Linked DNA regions of Homo sapiens: all the other regions are linked to region 3. Evidence: read pairs that join two places in POLR2A ChIA-PET (ENCODE). Cell type or tissue: MCF 10A. All regions are shown on one strand. Region 1 overlaps ERRFI1-DT (ERRFI1 divergent transcript). Region 2 has its middle 4.8 kb from the start of LINC01714. Region 3 overlaps LOC107984915 (a long non-coding RNA gene).

Region 1 (8,000 bases), 57 kb before region 3:
CTCTGCATGAATAAGCTTTTTGAGTCCATGTACTATTGTTTTTTGTTTGTTTGTTTTTGTTTTGACACAGAGTCTTGCTCTGTCACCCAGGCTGGAGTGCATTGGCGTGATCTTGGCTTACTGCAACCTCCTTCTCCCAGGTTCAAGTGATTCTCCTGCCTCAGCCTCCCAAGGAGCTGAGATCACAGGCACGTGCCACCACGCCCGACTAATTTTTGTTTTTTTAGTAGAGATGGGGTTACACCATGTTGGCCAGGCTGTTCTTGAACTCCTGACCTCAAGTGATCCACCCACCTCGGCCTCCCAAAGGGCTGAGATTACAGGCGTGAGCTACTGCATCCAGCCAATGTACTATTTTTTAAATAAAAAACTTTCATTTCTCTTCTGAACAATGATCACTTATTCTCCTGTGTCTGCCTCTCTGTGTATGTAATATCTGGTGCATTAGCTTTGTCACTTCTAAGTTGACTACCAAAATATCTTTTTGTATTTTCTTTCCCTTTTTCTCAACAGAGTTCCAATTAGCTAAGATAATTACATATGTGATTCTTGGATAAGTGAGATATTATTAATTTCATATTTTCCTTTCTGTAGCTTTACACTACTCTGCCTGTCTCAATGTCCTAATCTTTATTTTGGTATGTCTAAAGTGAAGAAAGCTAAAGGGCTAGGGTGATGCTGAAAGCTACCAGCAGATCAGATCTAACTGGAAAAAAATAATCAAAAGAGTGTGTCTGGCCGGGCATGGTGGCTTACGCCTGTAATCACAGGACTCTGGGAGGCTGAGGAGGGTGGATCACTTCAGGTCAGGAGTTCGAGACCAGACTGGCCAACATAGTGAAACCCCATCTCTACTGAAACAAAACAAAACAAAACAAAAAATTAGCCAGGCATGGGGCACGTGCCTGTAATCCCAGCTACTCAGGAAGCTGAGGTGGGAGAATTGCTAGAATCGCTGGAACCCGGGAGGCGGAGGTTGCAGTGAGCCGAGGTTGCGCCGCTGCACTCCAGCCTGGGAGACAGAGCGAGGCTCCATCTCAAAAAAAAAAAAAAAGTGTGTTCATACTTAGGAAGTTAAGATGGGAGGATCGCTTGAGCGTGGGAATTTGAGGCCAGCCTGGACAACATAATGAGACCCTGTCTTTAAAAAAAAAAAAAAAAAAAGCTGGGTGCAGTGGCTCATGCCTGTAATCCCAGCACTTTGGGAGGCCAAGGCACCAAGGTGGGTGGATCACCTGAGGTCAGGAGTTTGAGACCAGCCTGGCCAACATGGCAAAACCCTGTCTCTACTAAAAATACAATAATTAGCTGGGTGTGGTGGCCCACGCCTGTAGTCCCAGGTACTTGGGAGGCTGGGGCAGGAGAATAGCTTGAACCTGGCGGGTGGGGGTTCCAGTGAGCTGAGATTGCGCCACTGCGCTCCAGCCTGGGCAACAGAGCAAGACTCAGTCTCAAAAACAACAACAACAACAGCAACAACAAAGAGTGAGAGAGTGTGTGTTCATTATTTATGTATATGCATAAATTGTTTGTATACGTTCCCCCAACTTGATTATGAGTTTTGCATATTCCCCACTAGAATAGTATTCTTTACATAGGAATACCCCAGTACATGTTGTTGATAACATCTCATAGGAAGAACCAGCTCAGACAAAGTGCTACTGAAACTGAAAAAGTGTGTGTGCCCCCAAAACTAACGTTAATAAAGTAAGATATGTTGCCAGATATTGTATCCAGAAAATGCATTTATCACTGAGCTCACTTAAAGAAAAATACTGCCTGGGTCAAAAAGTTACTCTTAACCAAGCATTGAATGCTAAACTGGAGGTCCTAAGCGGCATGCATTCTTCTTTTTTTGGGTGGGGGCGGACAGTGTCTTACTCTATCCCACAGGCTGGAGTGCAGTGGCGTGATCTCGGCTCGCTGCAACCTCTGCCCCCCGGGTTCAAGCAATTCTCCTGCCTCAGCCTCCCGAGTAGCTGGGATTACAGGCATGTACCACCACTCTCGGCTAATTTTTTTTGTATTGGCTAAATTTTTTGTATTTTTAGTAGAGACAGGGTTTTGCCATGTTGGCCAGGCTGGTCTTGATCTCCTGACCTCAGGTGATCCGCCTCCTCGGCCTCCTAAAGTGCTAGGATTGCAGACATGAGCCACCGCGCCCGGCCGAGGCATGCATTCTTCTGAAGGCTGGTTTACTCTGATCCTACAAGGTTGTAGCTGGAATCTGGGTGGTTTCCTAAGAGAACTGACAGTTCCCTGGTGAAGCTATTCATGGCTCTCTTGAAACCAAGAGAAGGGTGTAGGAGCAAAGGGAATTTCCTTTCCCCATTTTTGAAGGTTTGCTCATTTGAGTCTACAAAACGAACTCTCAATAGAGGGCTAACAGGACAAAGGCACACACATTTATTCTGTGCACATGCACAGGGAGCCACACAAATATGAGACTCAAAGAAGGGCCAGATGACTGCAGTTTTTATACCCTACAGAGAGGACTAGATGCCTGGAGCTCCAGGTGGGAGGTGGTGACACGTCACGGGGGCCGCCAGGAGGAAAGGCATGGGTGAGCAAAGGCTGTCTTGTTATGCAGATGAGTCTTGCACACATCATCCCTGGAAAGAATGGCTGGTAGCCTATGGTAAAAGTTCCTCTATCAGAACTTTAGTCTCCTTTTCCTGTGAGTTCACCTTTCCTGAATCTGGATAAGGAGATAGAGAGATTGATACAGGTGTTAAAAAGAAATTACTTAGGCAGATAGTGAGGGTAAGAGAGTCCTCAGTCCTTTTAATAAAAAGCAGCCCACAAATAATTTCTTTTCTAATACAAAGCAGCCTGAAAAATCAAGCTGCAAACATAGACAAGCAAGCTGGAAGCTTGCATAGGTAAATGCCAGCAGCTGTGCCAATAGAAAAGGGCTTCCTGGAAGCCAGGTATGTTCAACACAGAGGCTCTCTCCCCTTTCCTTTGTTGCCACGTGTGTAGTAAAGAAGCAGGCTACATGGTGCTGGCCAGATAGAGACCCCACCTGCATGATAAGAGACTAGGGGCTGGGCGTGGTGGCTCATACCTATAATCTCAGTAGTTTGGGAGGCTGAAGCGGGTGGATTACCTGAGTTCAGGAGTTCGAGACCAGCCTGGCCAAAATGGTGAAACTCTGTCTCTACTAAAAATACAGAATTAGCTGGGCATGGTGGTGCATGCCTGTAATCCCAGCAACTCGGGAGGCTGAGGCAGAAGAATCACTTGAACCTGGGAGGCAGAGGTTGCAGTGAGCCAAGATCATGCCACTGAATTCCAGCCTGGGTGACAGAGCAAGACTCTGTCTCAAAAAAAAAAAAAAAAAAGAGAGATTAGGGTGGGGTGGCCAGCTTCTTTGCATGCTATGTGAATGGCTCACCTGGTCCCACCAATCCTTTGTGCCCTGTGTAAATCAGACACCACCTTCTCAAGTTCATCTATAAAACCAACTGCATCTCACCACGAACTGGGAGATCCACTCGGAACCCCTTCCCTCTGCACGAGGGAAGGCGGAGGTTGCAGTGAGCCGAGATCGTGCCATTGCACTCTAGCCTGGGCGATAGAGCAAGACTCCGTCTCAAAAAAGAAAAAAGAAAAATATGCTAAAATGACGTTTTAAAAGTTGCTTGTCCACTCATATATTTTTGTCAAGCTTTGTGTTACGAAACAGAGTCAAAGCCTAGTATCATTTTTAGCAGGGGTTGGGGGAGGGGGTGGGAAGTGATAAGTGAGACTGGAGGGAAGGCCAAAGGATTTGAAGGACAGAAAAGCACATATCCTTCCTAGACCTCCCCTGGCTCCAGGATGGAAAATGACTTGGCAGGGGCCCTTTTTGTGCAGGCCAGAAGGGAATTTATTTCCCAGCTGTTCTGTTGTATTTTCCTTGTTAGTCTTTGCTCCCACGGTCTAAGAGCAAATACCGGATCTTAGCGCCTACAGTACTGGTCAAGAGCTGCCACTTCAGTCAGTGTGACTCACAGCTGTCCGTGAACCACCTACTGTAACAGCTGGCTAGACACCACAGCCCTGCGGCCCTGCAGCCCAGCCACGTCTTTTTAGCTTCACCTCGACGGCCTTGCTCTTGACCTGAAATCACCATCACCTTAATGGGCTAGAAAAGGTGGGGTTTAGAGGTAGATACTTTTATTCATTTTTCTTAAATTGTATTTCTCAATTGCCACTCAAGGATCTTGGAAGATGTATTTAATCTCAACATCAAATTAGAGTTCTAGGAGACCAAGGCAATTGAATATGTCATTGGACAAAACTCCACTTCATATCCTTTGGTGTGTAAATGATTCATTCCTTGAAGAAGAAAGGTTCTGGTTAATTTGCGGCTTCGTTATGATTTGCTGCTTTTTTGTGATAAGGATGAGGGGAACTGCCTTTAGAAAAACTGGTTCCGTGGTAGGATCATGGTAGGATGACCTCTGGCCTCTCTCCCTGGGCTCTCTGCTGTAGCTTTCTTCCTCTCTAAGGCTTATTCCTGAAGCTTCACTAGAGACAGGTAAAATACAGTTCCTGCCCTCCGGAAGTTTCCAAATCAGCTGTGGATATAGATTACTGTAGGAGAATCATAAAATCACAGGAGTACAAATAAAATGCAGTTTCAGAGAAAGTACACATTACTTTTTGCCTCAGCTTGTACTGTAACATTAGCCTGTGTCTTTATCAGCCTAGAGCTTTACTTTGTTTTATTATTTTAAAAAAGAAAATCGTTCTGCTGGACTGGAAATACCTTGACGCCAGAGGCCATGTTATTTTTATCTTTTGATCTCCTCTCTATTCTAGTACATTCAGGCTCCACACAGGACACAGCACACATAATACTGCCTGGTAAGCATTTGCTGACATCACTGAATTGGGGAAGGTGTTGTTGAAAAGGTAGAACTTGAGCTCTGTTTTTAAATAGAGAGGGGCAGTTGGCGGTGACACACTCCCCATCTATGAGTCATTTGTTCTGGGCCGCAAGGAAGAATTTGAAAACTCAGAACAGAAGGGGAAAGAATGGCAGGTTGGTAGAATGACTAGAACAGAGCTGGGTGTTAGTTTGACAGAATATGAGGTCGGAGAGGAGGCCAACCAGCCTGGTTGCTGTTCTGGAGAATAATTGGGATATTACCGTGGCTAGATGCAGGAGGAGGGCCTTCCTGGGGTTGGAATGTTTGTGGAATGAATAGCATTTCTTTCCCTCTCTATTTCATCCTGAGGACACCGTCAGCTTCTTCACTGGTCCCTTAGCACATTTCATCCGTTCCTGGTGGTGGGAAGGTTGGAGCAGGGTGAGAGGGGAGCTGTTCAAATGATTTCCTTGTTCCTTTCTTCAACGTGTGTCAGTGTTATTAATTATTTTGTTCTGGAATTGGTTTGTTCTCAGGAAAGATGTTGAGTGCATTTTGAAAAACTATGTGAAAATTAGATTGAGCAAATAAAGTTTTTCCATTGTGGGAAGGATCCTGGATGACTTTATAGAGGTTCCATGGTTGAATAAGATGACCTCTTTAAAAGCAGCTACCGAGCTCGGGGCAACAGCTCAAGCTAGAGACAGTGTAAAAACAGCAACTTTGGGGAAATAAATAAGTTTCTTTGTTGACAGTGCTTGTGAGACATCTAGGAAGAGAGAGCAAATTTGCATGGGAAATCAGGCCTTGAGCTCAAGAGACGTCAGCGCAGAAATGAAGATTTAGCAGACAAAGGTGGCAGCTTAAAGGGGGTGATGGTTGAGAGGCGCAGGCTGCAGTGAGCCAAGATCGTGCCACTGCACCAGCCTGGGTGATGGTGCAAGTCAGTTAGGTCCTTCACTAGACTCTGCTGTGGCCTAGGTGACTGGTGTCCAGGGCTCCATAACCACCAGCAATTAGAAGCAGCTGGGCCCAGTGGCTCATGCCTATAATCCCAGCACTTTGGGAGGGTGAGGTGGGTGGATCACCTGAGGTCGGGACTTTGAGACCAGCCTGGCCGACATGGTGAAACCCCATCTCTACTAAAAATACAAAAATTAGCCGGGTGTAGTGGTGTGCACCTGTAATCCCAGCTACTTGGGAGGCTGAGGCACGAGAATCGCTTGAACTCAAGAGATGGAGGTTCTAATGAGTAAACATCGCACCACTGCACTCCAGCCTGGGCAAAAGGGCGACAACAGCCTGAGGGGGAAAAAAGGCAATATTTTCTGTGCATTTCCATTTGGCGTGCTATGATAGAGCGCATCCTTAACTTGTGATCAGATTCTTAGTGGTTTCCAAAGGTTAAGAAATTGGTGTCATAGAATTGGCCAGGCGCGGTGGCTCACGCCTGTAATCCCAGCACTTTGGGAGGCCGAGGCGGGCGGATCACGAGGTCAGGAGATCGAGACCATCCTGGCTAACATGGTGAAACCCCGTCTCTACTAAAAATACAAAAAAATTAGCCAGGCATGGTGGCGGGGGCCTGTAGTCCCAGCTACTCAGGAGGCTGAGGCAGGAGAATGGCGTGAACCCGGGAGGTGGAGCTTGTAGTGAGCCGAGATTGTGCCACTGCATTCCAGCCTGGGCGACAGAGCAAGACTCCATCTCAAAAAAATAAGAAAAAAAAGAAATTGGTGTCATAGAATGAGAAGATAAGAGCAAGAAGGTCAGGACTTGGGGCAGACTTGTTGGGGGCAGTCAGAATTGAAAGAGTAAGAAGAGGGGAGCCGGGGGAATGGTGTCTTCAAGTTGGATAGGACTCAAAGAACACACCAGGTTGACCTTTAGAAGGTTATTAGTGATAAGCAGAGGATGGGAATTAGGGAGTAGGGACAGCTAGTCTAGACTTTGCTTTCTTGGAGGTTAACATTTGACAAGAGTGAATGTTTGCTGAGTTCCTAAGAAGGGCCAGACACTGTGACATCTGTTGTAGACATAAATGTGGGCAAAGATGACTTTGGTTTTGCACTCATAGATGTTAGGGTCTCGTGGGAGAGAGAGGCATTGATGAAATAATGATCCCAAAGGAAGCACATCCTCACAAACTGGGTCAGACTTCGCAGGGAGAAACATGGTGCATAGCACAGGAGCATGCCATGATCTGTGGGTCAAAGAAGGCTCCCTGAGGCTGTAAGCACAGCCCCGAGGGGTGAATAGGAACGATGTGGTCGGGGGGTGGTGTGGGGGTGGGGGACGGAGATCAGAAGAGTCCAGGTCACAGGGAGAGCAGGTGCTGAGCCTTGTGAATGTGGAGCCAGTGAGAAAAGTGATCGTGGCAGGAGGCCATGCTGGGTCTTCTCTTTCATAAGGATTTGGGTCTAAGAATAATTAGGTAACCACTAATGTTAGATGGTGTAACATTTGCATTTTGGAATAAAGTAGAAGAGTTCAGGTGATAGTGATAGCCTGAACCGGGATCCTGGGAATGAAGGTGAAGAGAAGCAGATGGATTCAAGAACAATGCAGAAGGTAAAATTAGCCCCAGATGGTAGCAGGGAAGGAGAGACGGAACATAGTGATTTAGAGAGGTTGGTAAGACGCAAAGGTTTTTCTTCAGGTGGAGAACACTTGAGTTCATTCATAGGCAAAGAGAAAGAGCAATGGAGAGAGACGACTCAAAGAAATAAGAGCAAGTGGGGAAAATGTACGTCTTGGAATCAGAAACACTGATCCTCTGAGAAGAAAGGGCTGATGGCTATGTAGGTACATTTATAGGTGGGAATGAGGGAATTTGAGATTTGAAGCCTTGATCCACAAAATGGGGCTCAGATATGTTCTTGGAGTGAGGCCATGGTCTCCTAAGTAATGGGGTAGCACCAGGCTCTGGAGGAAAAGCAAGAAGCTGGGAGATGGTTCATAGAAGGGCCACAGTGCTGTTTAGAACACGGGAGAGGATGAAACATTTTTGTGTATATATCATGTGTAAGTTATTTGTGTGTACTCAGAAACATTGCATAATCCTCACAGCACCTTGCAAGGTCCATATTTTGATTTTATATTCGGAAACGAGAGTCAGGGAGTTTTGAACTTCAAATGTCA
Region 2 (8,000 bases), 69 kb after region 3:
TGAACCCAGGAGGCGGAGGTTGCAGTGAGCCAAGATCGTGCCATTGCACTCCAGCCTGGGCAACAAGAGTGAAACTTGGTCTCAAAAAAACAACAACAAAAAAAAGCAAAGGGTCTGAGAAAGTGGAGGGCAGAGCCTGTGGGAGAGGAAGTGATCTTGGCCTTCCCCAGACTGGAAGTTAGAAGAGACAATGGAGAAGCAGCAATATGTTGAGCTGAATGGAGCAGGCTCAGGGCCCATGCTGAACGAGGGCTCCATTGCTGGGTCCTGTGCATAGTTTTCTGGGGAAGACAGTGGGCAGCAGCCTCGGAAGCCAAGCAGAAGACCACCCATAATAGGAGCTGGGGGATTTTGCTAGGCGGAAAATGGAAGGTGAATAAAAAGATTGGCCAACACCAGCAGCTTGAGTCTATGATGGTGGGAGGGCCGGGCCCTGCGTCTCCCCGGAGCCTTCCGTGACTTGGGAATGGAGAGGGTGTCTGGAGGGGTCCCCGGCAGGAGCTTGGTGAACATGCAGCTGGGACAGGTTGGAAAGGGCTCTGTGGTGGAGAGAGGGTCGGGTACCCAGGATGGCCTTCCACATGGTAAGTCAGCATCCCTTGTTGATTTAGGAGGGAGTTCAGGCCCTCAGTAAACTAAGAGCGGTGACGACCCAGGGAAGGAGGGCCAAGGTCAGAACCTTTGGATGTGTGCCTGCGGGGAGTGGGGAGGAGAAAGGGCCCTGGAGCAAAGGGGCCAGAGGAGCGGGAAGGTGAGCATGACCCTGCTGCGCCCAGAGGCCCCAGGAGGTAGGGGTTTGCAGAGTCAGGCAACAGGGGTTCCTGGAGGACAGGCCAGGCCACCCTGGTGATCGGGAGCCCGTGGGGGACTCCAGTTCTTTCAGTTGCCTGATGTCAAGGAATGAAGGACAGGGAGGAGGATGTCACATAGGCACTAGCTAACATTTAAAATGCAGGAAGCACAAAATGTGTCAACCAAACTGGTTTTTTCTTTCTGAGCTGTGAGGAACCGAGGCTGACCTGCCTCGGCCCAATATTACAGAGGACGGAGTGTCGGGGGTGATGGGCCTGGCTGTCCCCCGGGGTCAGGAGTGCTGACTTCATGGGATGTCGCTCGATCCCCTGGAACCAGCCTGCCTGGAAGTTATGCTCAGGGTAAACTTTTTTTTTTTTTCCTGAGTTGGGGTCTCAGTATGTTGCCCCAAATGGAGTGCAGTGGCACCATCTCTGCTCACTGCAACCTCCACCTCCCAGGCTCAAGCGATCCTCCCATCTCAGCCTCCCGAGTAGCTTGGACCACAGGTGCGCACCACCTGACCCGGCTCATTTTTTGCATCTTTAGTAGAGATAGGAGTTTTGCCATGTTACCCAGGCTGGTCTTGAACTCCTGAGCTCAAGCAATCCTCCTACCTCAGTCTCCTAAAGTGTTGAGACTACAGGTATGAGCCACTGTGCCCGGCCCAGGGTAATCTTGATTGTCACCGGGACCCAAAGGTGGAATAATAACATGGACTTCCGAGAGTCTTGACAGGCTTCGCTAATTTGAATGGAATGCAGTCACTGGATGAGGGTACAGAGAATCCCTGAGCAGAATCCTGGGTGTTTGTTTCTTTCCTGTGGTCCTGCCCTGCCCAGGCCTCTGAGAAATGCAGAGCCTTTCCTCTCCCCATCCCTCCCTCTCCCTCAGAGGTGATTTTGAAAGGTCTCAGCTTCTTATGCATACCCCTTGGGGTCAGGAGGTAAGAAGCTTTTTTATTTTAGGCCTCTGGCGGAAGATTAATGGGACTGCCCCTGGCGAGGTGGCAGAGGGCAGGTCTGGCTGAGAGCTTGTGTTCAGGGGTTTGGGGAGGGGACACCGGGAAAGGAACGAGGGCCCCACTGCACATAGCACCCTTGCTGGGAAGGGTGAGGGCTGCAGACACTTGTAAGCCTGCTTGACTTTGAGGGGGACGTCTGGGTCTTCTGGGGCCAAGTCCTTGGAGAACTCTGGAGAGGCTCTGGGACCCCCAGGGCCCACGACGACGCAGTGCTCAGCTGAGAGGCCAGGGAAAGGGAGGTGGCTGCTGTACCCTAGAAACGAGACCCCTTCCTCTGTTCCAGTCTCTCGGATGAAGAGTTGGAGGGACAAAGCTACCTTATAGTGGCTGACATTGCCTCCCACCTTGTCCTGCAGGACACCAAAGCCAGATGACCTTTGATTTAGAAGCATAATGCGACAATTCTTGCACCTGAGTGCCGTGGGACCCATTCACTCCTTCCTGGCCCCAAGCAGCTGACGCAGGAGGCCTAAGTTTTAATTGATATAGACTTGAAATATTCAAAGAGCTAAGCTATCAAATCCATCTTGTTCTCTGCATTTTTCTTATAACACAGAGTATGCCCCAGTGTTGAATAACCATGCCGGGGACAGCAGGAAAGGGACTCACGGGTTGTGAATTTACATGTGACGTCAGAAAGGCTCTGTAGACAGGAGGCGGGATGTGCGCCTGGCCAGCACCCCCCACCCCGCCTCCATGCGCAGTGATTACAGGCTGGATGGCACGTAGTGAGCCAGGCGAGGTCACCTTTGCACAAGCGGAGTGACTTTTCCCCCAATCTCATACCAGTCTGGCAGCATGTATGAAAAGAACGGTGAGAGAAGCTGTTTTATGCATTTCTAAAGGAAGCAGAGAAGTAAGAGCTTGGTATTTTTCAAATGGAACTCAAAGGTCTTTGCAGCCTGGGCTCGGCACTGGGCTGAGAGCCGTCAGAGGAGCTGCTGCAGGGGTGGCTGCCATTCCTCAACCCGATTCTATCGTTATTATTTACATTCTATGTCTTCTCTTTCAAGATTATTTTTTTGACATTTGCCTTCTGGCAGAGCTGGGACCAATGAGTGGGAGGTGGATTTTGGCGGAACACAGGAGGAATTCTCTTAGTCAGAGCCATCCAAAAATGGAAAGACCTGACTCAGAAGACAGCGTGTCCCCTGCCTGCATAAGGTCCTGGTGAGGTCCTGTCAAGGGTGCTCTGCCCTGTGCTTTGACAGGTGTGTGCGGAGATGAAAGGTAAATAGCCATTCTTGAGCGTGTCCTCTGTGCCAGACACTGTTTTAGGTACTTTTACGTGAACTAACACATTTAACCTACAAACAACCCTATGAGACAGGAACTATTATTGCCTATTATTACCCTCGTCTTACAGATGAGGAAACTGAGGCACAAAGAAGTTTAGTAACCCGCCCAGGTCACAGGGCTGGTATTCTAGGGAGGCAGGACTCAGCCCCAGGTGGCCTAGTGGCCTTGCTCCTACCTTGACCACCAGTGAAGTTGATCCTCTCATCAGCTGACCGGGCACAGTGACCAGCTGTTCTGTGCTAAAAGGAGTTTAGAAGGCAGCTGACTCAGCCCAAAATGTGGGGTTAGAAGTCAAGAAGGCTTTTAGACAGGGAACATCAGTCAACGAGTAACAGAGGCTAGGCTTGAACTCTCTGAAAGGAAGCCTGGGGGTGCCTGGCACACATCCCGTCCCGCCGCAGGCGCAGGTGGAACCAGGGAGTTTGGGGCCCGCCACTCCTGGGCTCAGCATGCAGTTAGCTCCGCACCCCCTTGCACCCCAGGTCTACGAGTTGGCTTTTTGCTTAGTTCATTCAAGTGAGTCTCCGACTTCTCCTCCAGTTTCAGGAATCTGTCCCAGATTTCTCCCTGGGCTGAGTTCTTGCCTTGGTCACCTGCCCAGGACTGCAGTTTCTCTGATACCACCTCAGGGGAGGGGCAGGACCTAGACCCTCAGAATCTGGCCTTGAAGCCTGGATACATCTGGGGAGCTGCTCACGCTTCTCAGCTGCATTTGCCTTGGTTGAGGATGGGAAGAAGATGCCTCCTTCCAAAGATTGCCGTGAAGATGGCGATGCGATAATGTGAAATCGCTGTGCGCGCGGCTGGACTCTATCAATCATGGTTGTCTTCCCACCTTTGCCACAGACTGAAGGTCCCTTCCTGAGCTCAGCCTGTTGGCATTCAGTCCCTGGGGCTGAACCTGGGCGAGCCAGGTGCCTCCTGCAAAAAGAGACAGTTCAACAAAGTGCAAGGAGGAAAGCTCTTCTGTACCACCATGCCCTGTGGAGGGTACCGTGTGCAAGGACTATCAGAGAGGTTCAGGACTGCCCTTCGGTTGAGCTCAGTGACTCTTTGTTCTTTGTTTTGTTTTGTTTAGTTTTTTGAGACAGGGTCTCACTCTTGCCCAGGCTACAGTGCAGTGGTGTGATCTCGGCTCACTGCAACCTCTGCCTCCCAGGTTCAAGCCATTCTCCTGTCTCAGTCTCCTGAGTAGCTGGGATTACAGGCATGCGCTACAACACTTGGCTAATTTTTGTATTTTTAGTAGAGACGGGGTTTCGCCATATTGACCAGGCTGGTCTCGAACTCCTGACCTCAGGTGATCCGCCCACCTCGGCCTCCCAAAGTGCTGGGATTACAGGCATGAGCCACCAGGCCTGGCCTCAGCGACTCTTTGAACCAGCGTCTGAGTCAGGAAACAAGGGTACCACTAGGCTCCAGGACCTGCTCTGTCTGTAAAATGAGAAGCAACTAGAATATCCCTAAAACTCCTCTTAGCTATAAAATGTTCTGATTCATGACCAAGGGAAGAAAGAAAATGTGTATGTAACCAAATAAAAATACTTTCTGATGTGAGCCAAGGAAGGGGACAGAAGTATTTGGCTTCCTCATTCAGCCCCACCCTATAGAAAGTTCTGGCTCTGGCATGAAGACACACTGGTCTGGTTTCCTCTCGCTTTTATTTCACAAGAGCCCCCAAATATGACATTTACGAATGCTCTGATAGTAGATCCTATTCAGGTGATTGGCCTGGAGGCTGAAACTTTACACAACAGCTTCCCCTGGGGCCTGGCAATCTTAAGGATTGGTGAAACTTTCAGCTAAGAGTAAAGAGCTTCTCACGTGGTTCTCATGGTGATGTTTTCCTTGCAACGGTTCTATAAAATGGGTTAAAATAATTTTTATGATCTTGCACTTGGGAAAACCAATAGACACAAAGGTTTAGTTATTTTTCCACAATGTGTGAATATGGGAAAAGTGGAAGAAGTTTTGATCCCAGAATTGGCTAGCTCCTTCTCAACAAGCAAACCCTGGGATCTTTTCCAATCACATCTTTGATGAGAAGAAAGTGGCTTCTTGCTCTCCAACAAATATTTGCCCCCAGATTCCTGCACCTACTGTACAATTAGAGAAAATTCCTGAGGGCTGAAGTCGAAGCTTCTGTCTTCTGTCTTCCTGTCAAGGTATCTTGGACCTCTGGCCAAACACTCAGATTAAAAGAGGAAATATCTTCATGGCTAATTTCTTTTTTTTTTTTTTTTTTTGACATGGAGTCTCACTCTACCACCAAGGCGGGAGTGCAGTGGTGTGATCTCAGCTCACTGCGACCTCCACCTCCGGGGTTCAAGCGATTCTCCTGCCTCAGCCTTTCGAGTAGCTGGGATTACAGGCGCCCGCCACCACGCCCGGCTAATTTTGTGTATTTTTAGTAGAGACGGGGTTTCACCGTGTTAGCCAGGATGGTCTCAATCTCCTGACCTCGTGATCCACCCACCTCGGCCTCCCAAAGTGCTGGGATTACAGACGTGAACCACTGTGCCCAGACTTTTTTTTTTTTGAGACAGACTCTCACTCCTGTCGCCCAGGCTGGAGTGTATTGGCGTGATCTCAGCTCACTGCAACCTCTGCCTCTGGGGTTCAAGTGATTCTCCTGCCTCGCCCTCCCAAGTAGCTGGGATTACAGGTGCACACCGCCAAACCCAGCTAATTTTTTTTGTATTTTAGTAGTGATGGGGGTGCATTTTACTGTGTTGCCCAGGTTGGTCGCGAACTCCTGAGCTCAGGCTATCGGCCAGCCTCAGCCTCCCAAAGTGCTGGCATTACAGGCGTGAGCCACCACACCCAGCTGACATTCTGAAACAGAATTTCTGAAATCCCAACTCTTCTCTACCCTAAAAGACAGTTCTGCCCAGTGGGGCCCAGTGAGTCGTCTCAGAGCATTGGGTCCTGGTATGAAACGAGACAAAGCAGCCTCTGTCACACCCTTACCATGAAGGATCGTTCATCCGATTGGAGGGCAACAGAGGGAAATGTTGACATCCTCAATTTCATCAGAATCCTTTTCCAAAGACACAAATAAGACGTCTTAAATATGGAAAATATGCATCATGATGTTGAAATCTCACAACTAAACATCATTTCCGGTCCTGTGTGTTTACTAAGTTTATATTCCCAATTTTAAAACTACCGATCAATTCTTTTTTTTTTTTTAGATGGAGTCTCACTCTGTCGTGTCGCGATCTGGGCTCACTGCAACCCAGATTCGGTTCAAGCCGATTCTCCTGCCTCAGCCTCCTGAGTAGCTGGGATTACAGGCACCCACCACCATGCCTGGCTACTTTTTGTGTTTTCAGTAGAGTTGGGGTTTCACCATATTGACTAGGCTGGTCTCAACTCCTGACCTTTTGACCCGCCTGCCTCGGCCTCCCAAAGTGCTGGATTACAGGTGTGAGCCACCATGGCCGGCCAATCAATTCTTTTTTTAAAAAATATAGATTTATTTAGAACCAGGGGAGAGAGTGAATTGCAGTCCCTAACTACCACAAATGATGCAGTTGCGTTTCCCACATTTGGAGAAATGGCCGGGGTCAGCATATCCAGAGTGCAGGGCATGAGCCTCGCCCTGGGAAACCACCTTCGTGATCCTGGTACCTCCCCTGCGGATAAGCGTTATTGACTAATGAGGTAATAATACTGTTTCTTAGAAAAGTGAAGTAAGGCTAGGCCCGGTAGCTTATGCCTGAAATGCCAGCACTTTGGAAGGCTGAGGTGGGAGGATCCCTTGAGCTCAGGAGTTTGATATCAGCCTGGGCAACAGAAGGAGACTCTGTCTCTACCAAATGAAAAAAAACAAAAAAACAGAAAGTAAGTTTAGGAAATTTTGATTATGGGTGGAAATTGTCATAAACTTGGGATGAGAGGAAGGTCTTGGACATTATAAGTGGGTCGTATTCCCCAGGCTCGGTGAGTTGGTTTTGAGGGGCCAAAGACCACATTTTCAGTTCAGAAAAGGATTTGCCTGGAGGCCATAGGATTGCAGTGTCATCTGACGAGCTCCATGCTGGGGACTTTTACAATGACCGGGGACACAGAGCAGCGTTTCTTTTCTGGTTGTCTTTAGACTTAACATAATGATCCAGAAGCAGAGACTTCTGCTGCCAATCTGTAACTTTCTTTTCTAAACATATTTCCGTGGTCTCTGGGAGAATGTTAACATAAGAGCCAGTGTGCGTGAGGCCAGGCGCGGTGGCTCACACCTGTAATCCCAGCACTTTGGGAGGCCGAGGCAGGCAGACCACTTGAACCCAGGAGTTCAAGACCAGCCTGACCAACGTGGTGAAACCCCATCTCTACTAACAATACAAAAATTAGTTGGGCTTGGTGTTTTGTGCCTGTAATCCCAGCTACTCAAGAGGCTGAGACAGGAGAATCACTTGAACCTGGAATGTGGAGGCTGCAGTGAGCCGAGATTGTGCTGCTGCATTCCAGCCTGGGCGACAAGAGCCAGACTCCATCTCAAAAAAAAAGAGCCAGTGTGCGTGAACCTCGTGCAGCTGTCAGCATGAGGTGGGCTCTGCGTCAACACAATGTTAGCTAATGCAGGACGCCATGATGAATTACATCTCATGTTTTCCATTTATCCCCCAATGATAGCAGTTTTTGTTTTTTTGTTTTTTGTTGTTTGTTGTTTTTGAGATGGAATTTCACTCTTGTCACTCAGGCTGGAGTGCAGTAGCACGATCTCTGCTCACTGCAACTGCCGCCTCCCGGATTCAAGCGATTCTCCTGCCTCAGCCTCCCAAGGAGCTGGGATTACAGGCACCCACCACCATGCCCGGCTAATTTTTGTATTTTTAGTAGAGACGGGGTTTCACCATGTTGGCCAGGCTGGTCTTGAACTCCT
Region 3 (8,000 bases):
AGCCAGGTGTGGTGGTGTGCTCCTGTAATCCCAGCTACTCAGGAGACCGAGGCAGGGGAATTGCTTGAAGCTGGGAGGTCGAGGCTTCAGTGAACTGAGATTGCGTCTCTGCACTCCAACCACCTGGGTGACAAACCAAGACCCCCTCTCTCTCTCTCAAAAAAAAGGGGGGGCTATTTTGGCCAGGTGCGGTGGCTCACGCCTGTAATCCCAGCACTTTGGGAGGCTGAGGTGGGCAGATCACTTGAGGTCAGGAGTTCAAGACCAGCCTGGCCAACATGGTGAAACCCCGTCTCTACTAAAAATACAAAAATTAGCCAGACATGGTGGCACGCACCTGTAATCCCAGCTACTCGGGAGGCTGAGACAGGAGAATTGCTTGAACCCAGGAGGCAGAGGTTGCAGTGAGCCAAGATCACACCACTGCACTCCAGCCTGGGTGACAGAGCAAGATCCTGTCTCAAAAAAAAAAAAAAAAAAAAAAGGGACATTTTATTGAAAACTTTTCAAATTCATGAAATGGAGAATAGAAAGATCAAAACTAAACATCTATAACACATCCCAGAGCATTTCTTGGAGCTTAGCTTATCTTGGCTTAGCTGCTTCCTTTATCTCCAGGGCACCCCCGGGGCCCTGACTAGCAGCTTTGTGACCCTCGAAACACACAGAGTGGTTCCACTGTCCCCCTTTGAGTGAGGGGCTTTGGTTTTGGGGTGGGGGCAAGAGGATTTGGTAGGGAATAGCAGGAGGAAAGTGATGATGACGGCTGGGGGGCTTGGGACAGGAGTGGGGAAAGGGATTGAGAAGAGAGCCAGAAATCTAAGCCAATTGCCCACTGTAGTCTAAAAGAATGGTGCTATACTCACAAACACACTGCTGTTTTTTCATTGTGGTGGTTGTTTTTTGAGACAGAGTCTCACTCTATCACCCAGGCTGGAGTGCAGTGGTGCAATCTCAGCTCACTGCAAACTCTGCCTCCCGGATTCAAGCGATTCTCATGCCTCAGCCTCCTGAGTAGCTGGGATTACAGGCGTGAGCCACCACACCCAGCTAATTTTTGTATTTTTAGTAGAGATGGGGTTTCACCGTGTTGGCCAGGCTGGTCTTGAATTCCTAACCTCAGGTAATCTGCCCACCTTGGCCTCCCAAAGTGTTGGGATTACAGGCGTGAGCCACCTGCCCGGCCCACACTGCTGTTTTGACACATGAAAATACTATGGTATCAAAGGGCCACGAGGAAACTACGAGGGTGATGGGTATGTTCACCGACTTGATGGTGGCAAATAGTTTTAGGGGTGAATTCATATGTCAAAAGTATCTACTCACCGTTAAGTGTTTATGTTTGTTTTATTCGATGTCTCAATAAAGCTGTCTATAAAAAACACTAAGGTATACAAGAATGCTAAAGCCTGTATTGCAGTTGCTAAAATGTGTCAAAATATAAACAGGTCTACCTGACACTGGGCTTTCTGTTGGGCATGGGGAGGGCCTGGGTTAGTAATTTATCTATAGGTCATGGGTGGCCTCAAGGATCTGAAAGGCCTCAGGTGAATTATTTTTATGGGGTCTGGCAATTAGTCTAGAGGTCCCCATTTTGTGCATTTAATTAACCCTTGAATGCAGGTGTCAGGGAGGAAAAACGTTGCCTCTACCCTCCTATGTTATATGATTAGGGGTCTGCGAATTAAACTACCAAAAGACAGGCCTGGCACAGTGGCTCACACCTGTAATCCTAGCATTTTGGGAGGCAGAGGTAGGAGGATCATTTGAGCCTAGGAGTTCGAGACCAGCCTGGGCAACATGGTAAGACCCCATCTCTACAAAATATACAAAAATTAGCCAGGTATGGTGGCACACGCCTGCAGTGCCAGCTACTCGGAAGACTGAGGTGGGAGGATAGCTTGAGCTTAAGAGGCGGAGGTTGCAATGAGCCAAGATAGAACCACTGCACTCTGTCTGGATGACAGAGCGAGACCCTGTCTCAAAAAAATGAAATAAAATAAAAGAGCAAAAAAAAAAAAAAAAAAAAACAGGTTAACAGGAGACAAAGCACACAATTTTTATAAACATTTACATGCATAAGAGTTTAAAAAAAAAAAGTGAAACTCAAAGAAGTGGTTAGGCTCAGGAATTTATACCATTTTAACAAAGAAAGGCAGGTTTGAGCTTGGAGAGACAACGGATCGTAGGAAAGTGACTAAGAAGCGTATGGGGACGAATGGGGAGTCAGGCGTTATTTCAGTAAGGGTCTCTTCATGTAGACTCATCTTGGAGCCAACCGCCTCTGGGGATGAGTGCTCTTCTCGTCCTCTGATGGGGGTGCAGGGACACCTTTACGGGGGAAATTGATGCCTGGCTTTCAGGCAGTGAAGGGGAGGGCAGAGAACTGTACTTGCTTGTCGATTCTCAAGTGCCTCCAGCTCAGAATAATCCTTAACGCCAAAGTGTGGTGGCACGCGCCTGCAGTCCCAGCTCCTTGGAAGGCTAAGGTGGGAGGATAGCTTGAGCTTAAAAGGTGGAGGTTGCAATGAGCATCCTATCTTTTAAAATTTTCTTTTAAATTCATTTTAATTTTTTAAATTAAAAATTTTTTTTATTTTTAATATTTATTATATAGAGATGGGATCTCACTGTGTTGCCCAGGCTGGTCTCGAACTCCTGGACTCAAGTGATCTGCCCACCTCAGCTTCTCAAAGTGCTGAGAGCCACTGCACCCGGCCTGGGGATGGCGTATTCTGAGTCCCTTCTCAGGGAAAACCATCAGCAAGTGAACATCACAGAGGGCTCTGTGTCTCTACTCCCCCCTCCCCCCGCCACCCCTGCCATTTTATTGGACTTGACTGTGGGACAAGGAGGTGTGGGAACCTGGGCCAGTCTGCCTTGAGGGTGACTGAGCTGGCACCCCTCTAGGGTTCGGCATTTTGCATATCTCCTCTTCCACGCCCTGGAGTCTCCATCCTCCTCCCTCTCTCTTGCCCTGGGCACCCGCACCTCCCCACAGATCATCTGCATTTCTGACTTCCTCCCTCTGTTCTCCTCCTGAGACTGGGTGCCAGGATCAGCTTTTGCATCTTTTAAAACCATATGCAGTATTTTCCCTCAAAGTTTGTTTCTCTAACGGGTTCACAGTTTTTCTGATTTACTGACTACACACTTTTATGAACACCGATCATTTATTTTTTCCAATACAAAATATTTTCTTCTGCTTAATATTTTCCATATAATATCTCCCTACTTTGAAAAACTTTTAAATAACCTCTTAAAAAAAAAAAGGAGTATGACTCAGAAGCCTTAAAAGCTGTGGCCACCAGCTGAGATCCTAAAATGACCCAACTGTGGAGCAGGGATAGAGTGAAATAAAATAAACCCCTTTCCAAGAAGCTCAGCCCTGGAGAAGAACATTTGTGAACAGAACTGTGGGCCTGTTGCCATTCTCCACCCTTCTGTTTGGGTTGGCCCCCATCCTACACGGTCATCTTCTCTCCTAACCAAAACAATGGCTGAGCTCATGGAGATTTTTACATTTTTCCTAAAAAGAAGTTTTATATCTCAATTAATATTTAAAATTCCAAGTTAGAAGGTACCTTTGGAAAAGTACATTCTTAGGTCAGAAACCCTGTCCTCTGAACACCACTTAAAATAACTCAACAGCCTGCACGAATCTGAGAATTCCAAGGTCATAGGTTTTTTTTAGCCTTGTTTGTAAGAACAACAAGACCAGCTCACACATGTCCAAGCGTATTACTCACAGTTAAAAGTAATAGTAAGATTTAATTGGTTTTCTTTTTTCTTCTGTGGTGTGTGTCTATTCATCAGCCTCTTGCCGCTCTAAGTTTTTCCTCCCTCCCTTAACCCACATCCTCAAGAAGAATTGAAGAATTTTCCAGTTATGCAATTTTGCCTGCAACTTTGCCTAGTGCTAGTCTGGAGTGGAGGAGGGGGTGGGGGATCTTCAGGTTCTGTTCCATTTCCTTAGCTCCCCCGACTCCGTAATTTGAAATCATGAACATTTTCGAACATACCAGAAACAGAGCAAATAGAACAATGAGCCCATCTTCCAACTCTAACAATCGTTACCATTTTTCAATGTTGTTTTGTTTAGTCTCCACGCTCCAGCCTCTTTCGTTTTGAAGTATTTTAAGCAAACCCTAGAAATAACATAATTTCACCCATAAATGCTTCAGTGTGTACCTACCACAGAGAATGTCTTGCCCCCAGTGTAATGCAATACTGCGATGAAGCTAATGCAATGAACAAAAACCCTTTAATAAGAACTGCTCCAGCCAGAGTGGACCCCAGGCAAGCATCTGGAGGCTGGCTCAGGGCCGTTGCTGGTCAGCAGAGTTGGTGGTCGGGGAGAAGTGGATGGGGACAGGAGAGTGGGGACAAGCTGGACTTCGTTGATACCTGTGTGTGTGTCTGTCATGCATCAAGTCTAAGAACTTTGGAGAGTCACGGCTGATGCTTCACGCAGCCTCCCGAATCCCACGACAGTGCCTCTTTGGGCCACCTCTTCACCCAGAACTCCACAGAGAAAGGGATGTGGAGGAATCTAGCTCCAGCTTCACCACAATGACGTGGTCCAAGCCACCACCACCCTTTCAGGCCCTGTCTGCTTTCCCATTTCCCTGCTTTCTCAATCATGGATTTTTACTGTTGGTTTGTACAGATTCGGAAACAAACAAAACACCAAGGTTGCCGCTGACTGTTCCGTCTCTTTTAATCTGCCACACTTCCTGCTCCATCTTTTCCCATGACATTGTTTCTTGATGTACCTGGGCCGTTTGCCCTGCAGAAATTCCCCATATCCGAATCTGGCCAGTTCTATGCTCCTGGTATAATGGTGGTTGGCTCTCGAGGCTTGATAAGGTTCAAGGTTTTGTTTTTGCTGTTTTGTTTTGTTAGCTTTTTGTTTTGTTTGTTTTGAGACAGGGTCTCGCTCTATTGCCCAGGCTGAAGTGCAGTGGCATGGTCTTAGCTCACTACAACCTCTGCCTCCTGGGGTCAGGTGGTCCTCCCGCCTAAGCTACCTGAGTAGCTGAGATTACAGGATTGCGCCAACATGCCCAGTTCATTTTTGTAGTTTTTTTTAGAGACGGGGTTTCACCATGTTGGCCAGGCTGCTCTCCAGCTCTTCAGCTCAAGTGATCAGCCCTCCTTGGCTTCCCAAAGTGCTGGGACCACTGCGCCCAGCCTGAGGTTCTTAGTTTTTTAACTCCCTTTGGGTTCCAAGTCTTGTCCAGGTCATAGGTGGCTGGGAGAAGCCAGGGAACAGTCAGTGGGCTACCTGGACTTTACTGAGCTTCCTTAACCACTGTGTGTGAATTGTCCCAGGTAGGGAAACTGCATAAATTCCATTGTTACAATTGGCTCTGTATCCACCTTGGAAATAGCTAGCTCAGTGTTTCTTCTTTCGGCTTGATGAATCTTCCACGCCTGGTAGTGCCTGTCTCACTTTAGATACCAACTGTAGTGTTTCAGTTGGATGAATGTCCAGTGGGAAGGAACCACATCTCTCCCCACCCTGTACGACAACTCTAGGTTCTCTGTTTAACAAAGGACATGGAAACTTATGGAAGTGGGACCCCTCTCACCAGGGTGGAAGCAGATGAAACACATTTCAGTGTAGCTTCTAGAGACCCACGGTGGCCTCTCCATGGATTCCCTAATGCGGCCGATTAACATTGTCCATGCGTTTTGCTATGTCCTTTAGCTTGTTTAGCCTGGTCTTATTGTCACAGTTCAAGAAGAACTTGCTCTAGCAATCTGTGACTTTTGTTCAAGATAATTTTTATCAACATTGAACTCTCCTCTTTCTTGAACCAAACTCAGCTTCAGCAAGCCCACATCCTCATCAGGGAAGAGAAGTCAGACTGAGTGCCTCAGTTTCCCCAAGCTCCATCTCTGCCGAAATTCCCACTGTTTTGGAAAGCCTCTTTCTCTGAAGTTGTTTACTCTCCAGCTCTGAACTGATGAGCTTTAGGATGAATGTTTGATACAGAGCTTGATGGGAGGATCATGATCCCACCATGTGATTTTTACATTAATCCTTTAAGATTTTCACTGAAGGCCAGGTGGCTCACGCCTGTAATCCCAGCACTTTGGGAGGCTGAGGCGAGAGCACTGCTTGAGCCCAGGAGTTCGAGACCAGCCTGGGCAACATGTGAAACCCTGTCTCTACAAAAAATACAAAAATTAGCCAGGTATGGTGGTGTGCACCTGTAGTCCCAGCTACTCAGGAGGCTGAAGTGGGAGGATCACTTGAGGTCCAGGAGGTCGAGGCTGCAGTGACCTAGGATCACCCCCACTACACTCTAGACTGGGTGACAGAGTGAGACCCTGTCTCAAAAATAAATAAATAAATAATAAAACAATGATGATATTTTTGAAAAGACCTCATGGATTGGTGAGAACACATCTACAGGCCAGAGCTCCACCAAGTGTGATTTCAAAACCCCAATCTGCCGTTCCACTTGTGTTTTGACAGAAGAATATGTGTTAGAGATAAGACAGAGCTCTCAGGAAGCCAGATCAAGGCTGACAGGGACAGGCGCCTCTCCTATGCACTAGGCTCACCAGTTAGAGTGTAATGGAAGCAAAAGGGAATGTACTAGAAGGGTCTCTTGGACTCATCCAACAGATGTGAGGTTGAGGCACTGAGTTTGAAAAGGGGCGGAAATTGGCCAGGCGCGGTGACCCACACCTGTAATCCCAACACTTTGGGAGGCCGAGGTGGGCAGATCACGAGGTCAGGAGATTGAGACCATCCTGGCTAACATGGTGAAACTCCGTCTCTACTAAAAAAGTAAAAAAAAAATTAGCTGGGCATGGTGGCGGGCACCTGTAGTACCAGCTACTCGGGAGGTTGAGGCAGGAGAACGGCGTGAACCCGGGAGGCGGAGCTTGCAGGGAGCGGAGATCAGGCCACTGCACTCCAGCCTGGGTGACAGAGTGAGACTCCGTCTCAAAAAAAAAAAAGAAAAAAAGGGGTGGAAATCATGTAGTTCCAGAAAGCTAGCAGCTCCGCATTCTTGCTGGGAGGCAGGTGCTTGGATTTGAGATTTCATCGGATTCCCTCAAAGGGGATGAGGGAAATTCATAAAAGGAAATTCAGATGCTCTAAGGATGGAAGAATGGCTAGAAAGCAACTGAAACCCAACAAAAATCCACAGCAGCAGGCAACTCAGACGAGTGTCTGTAATTTAAGTAGAAGGAGAAGCGCCAGCTTTCTTGTATCATGAAAACGTTTACAGTTTCTGGGCTTAGAAGAAAAAAGCCCTAAAACCTTGAGGATAAAGGAATTCATTTTCTAAAATTCAGTTCTATAAACAACACTGTGAAAGGCCAGAGGAAGGTTATCAGATGGGATATTTGTGTTTAATTTCTCAACTTACCACAATCCAGGAGCAGATTTATAGTCATTGGTTGGGAATGTGTCAGCGAGCACCCGAGGTCAGGGAAATGTGGTCTTTTGCATTTTGAAACACAGAACTGTATGTTTCTTCAGCTGCCGATTTACCAGCTCTCCGGAGACAATAGGCTGAGTTCATTTTGGCTGAGGGACACCGTGACTGACCGATTCTCTCTGGTCGCAGAAATCACGGCTTTCCTTGTTCAGGACATCTGACCAGCATTAGGGACTGGTGAGTCAGTCAGCTGTAAAGGATGGTTCCTCCAACTGGGGATCTGAGAGATCAGCAAAAAGGGATTTGGGAGGAAATGAAGTTTGTCATGCTGGGCCAGAGTGGTCATATCATTAGAGGCAGAAAAGTGTCTGCTTCCATTTCTGTTTGTTAAAAATAATTAAACACCTTGGGAGTCTCAGAGAGGTGCTCAGCCCGGAGTCCTTACAGCTGTCCTCAGGTTGCCGGTCCATAGCTGACCCCTACGGAAGCTCATGGACACCTGAAATTCGTTTTCATTTATAAATGTACACCCATAATGAATCTCTGATGAAAGGAAACTTAAGGAACACTGATGACGAAAAGAAAGGCCATCGA

The links. ChIA-PET counts read pairs that join two places held together with the same protein. Peaks named below come from ENCODE experiments on the same cell type or tissue, not always from the same donor. Only the 100,000 strongest peaks of a DNase experiment are listed, where the experiment ranks them.
Region 1: POLR2A ChIA-PET joins it to region 3 with 109 read pairs; 8 of 35 experiments call an interaction of 5 or more read pairs at or near these places.
Region 2: POLR2A ChIA-PET joins it to region 3 with 11 read pairs; 13 of 35 experiments call an interaction of 5 or more read pairs at or near these places.

Annotation. Positions count from the first base shown.
Region 1 is chr1:8,073,419-8,081,418 of GRCh38, forward strand. The region is part of intron 2 of ERRFI1-DT (ERRFI1 divergent transcript); the gene reads left to right. Among named protein-coding and RNA genes, the nearest start is that of ERRFI1-DT, 51 kb to the left of the region's middle. In MCF 10A, no CTCF peak of the experiment used is centred here; DNase peaks (open chromatin) are centred at 3,953 and 4,933.
Region 2 is chr1:8,199,831-8,207,830 of GRCh38, forward strand. It overlaps the pseudogene RNU1-7P. Among named protein-coding and RNA genes, the nearest start is that of LINC01714, 4.8 kb to the right of the region's middle. In MCF 10A, no CTCF peak of the experiment used is centred here; DNase peaks (open chromatin) are centred at 2,511, 2,921 and 4,811.
Region 3 is chr1:8,130,457-8,138,456 of GRCh38, forward strand. It overlaps LOC107984915 (a long non-coding RNA gene), which reads right to left. Exons shown (of 3, transcript XR_001737893.1): 2 at 7,395-7,686. Among named protein-coding and RNA genes, the nearest start is that of LINC01714, 74 kb to the right of the region's middle. In MCF 10A, no CTCF peak of the experiment used is centred here; DNase peaks (open chromatin) are centred at 2,945, 3,415, 3,745 and 7,485.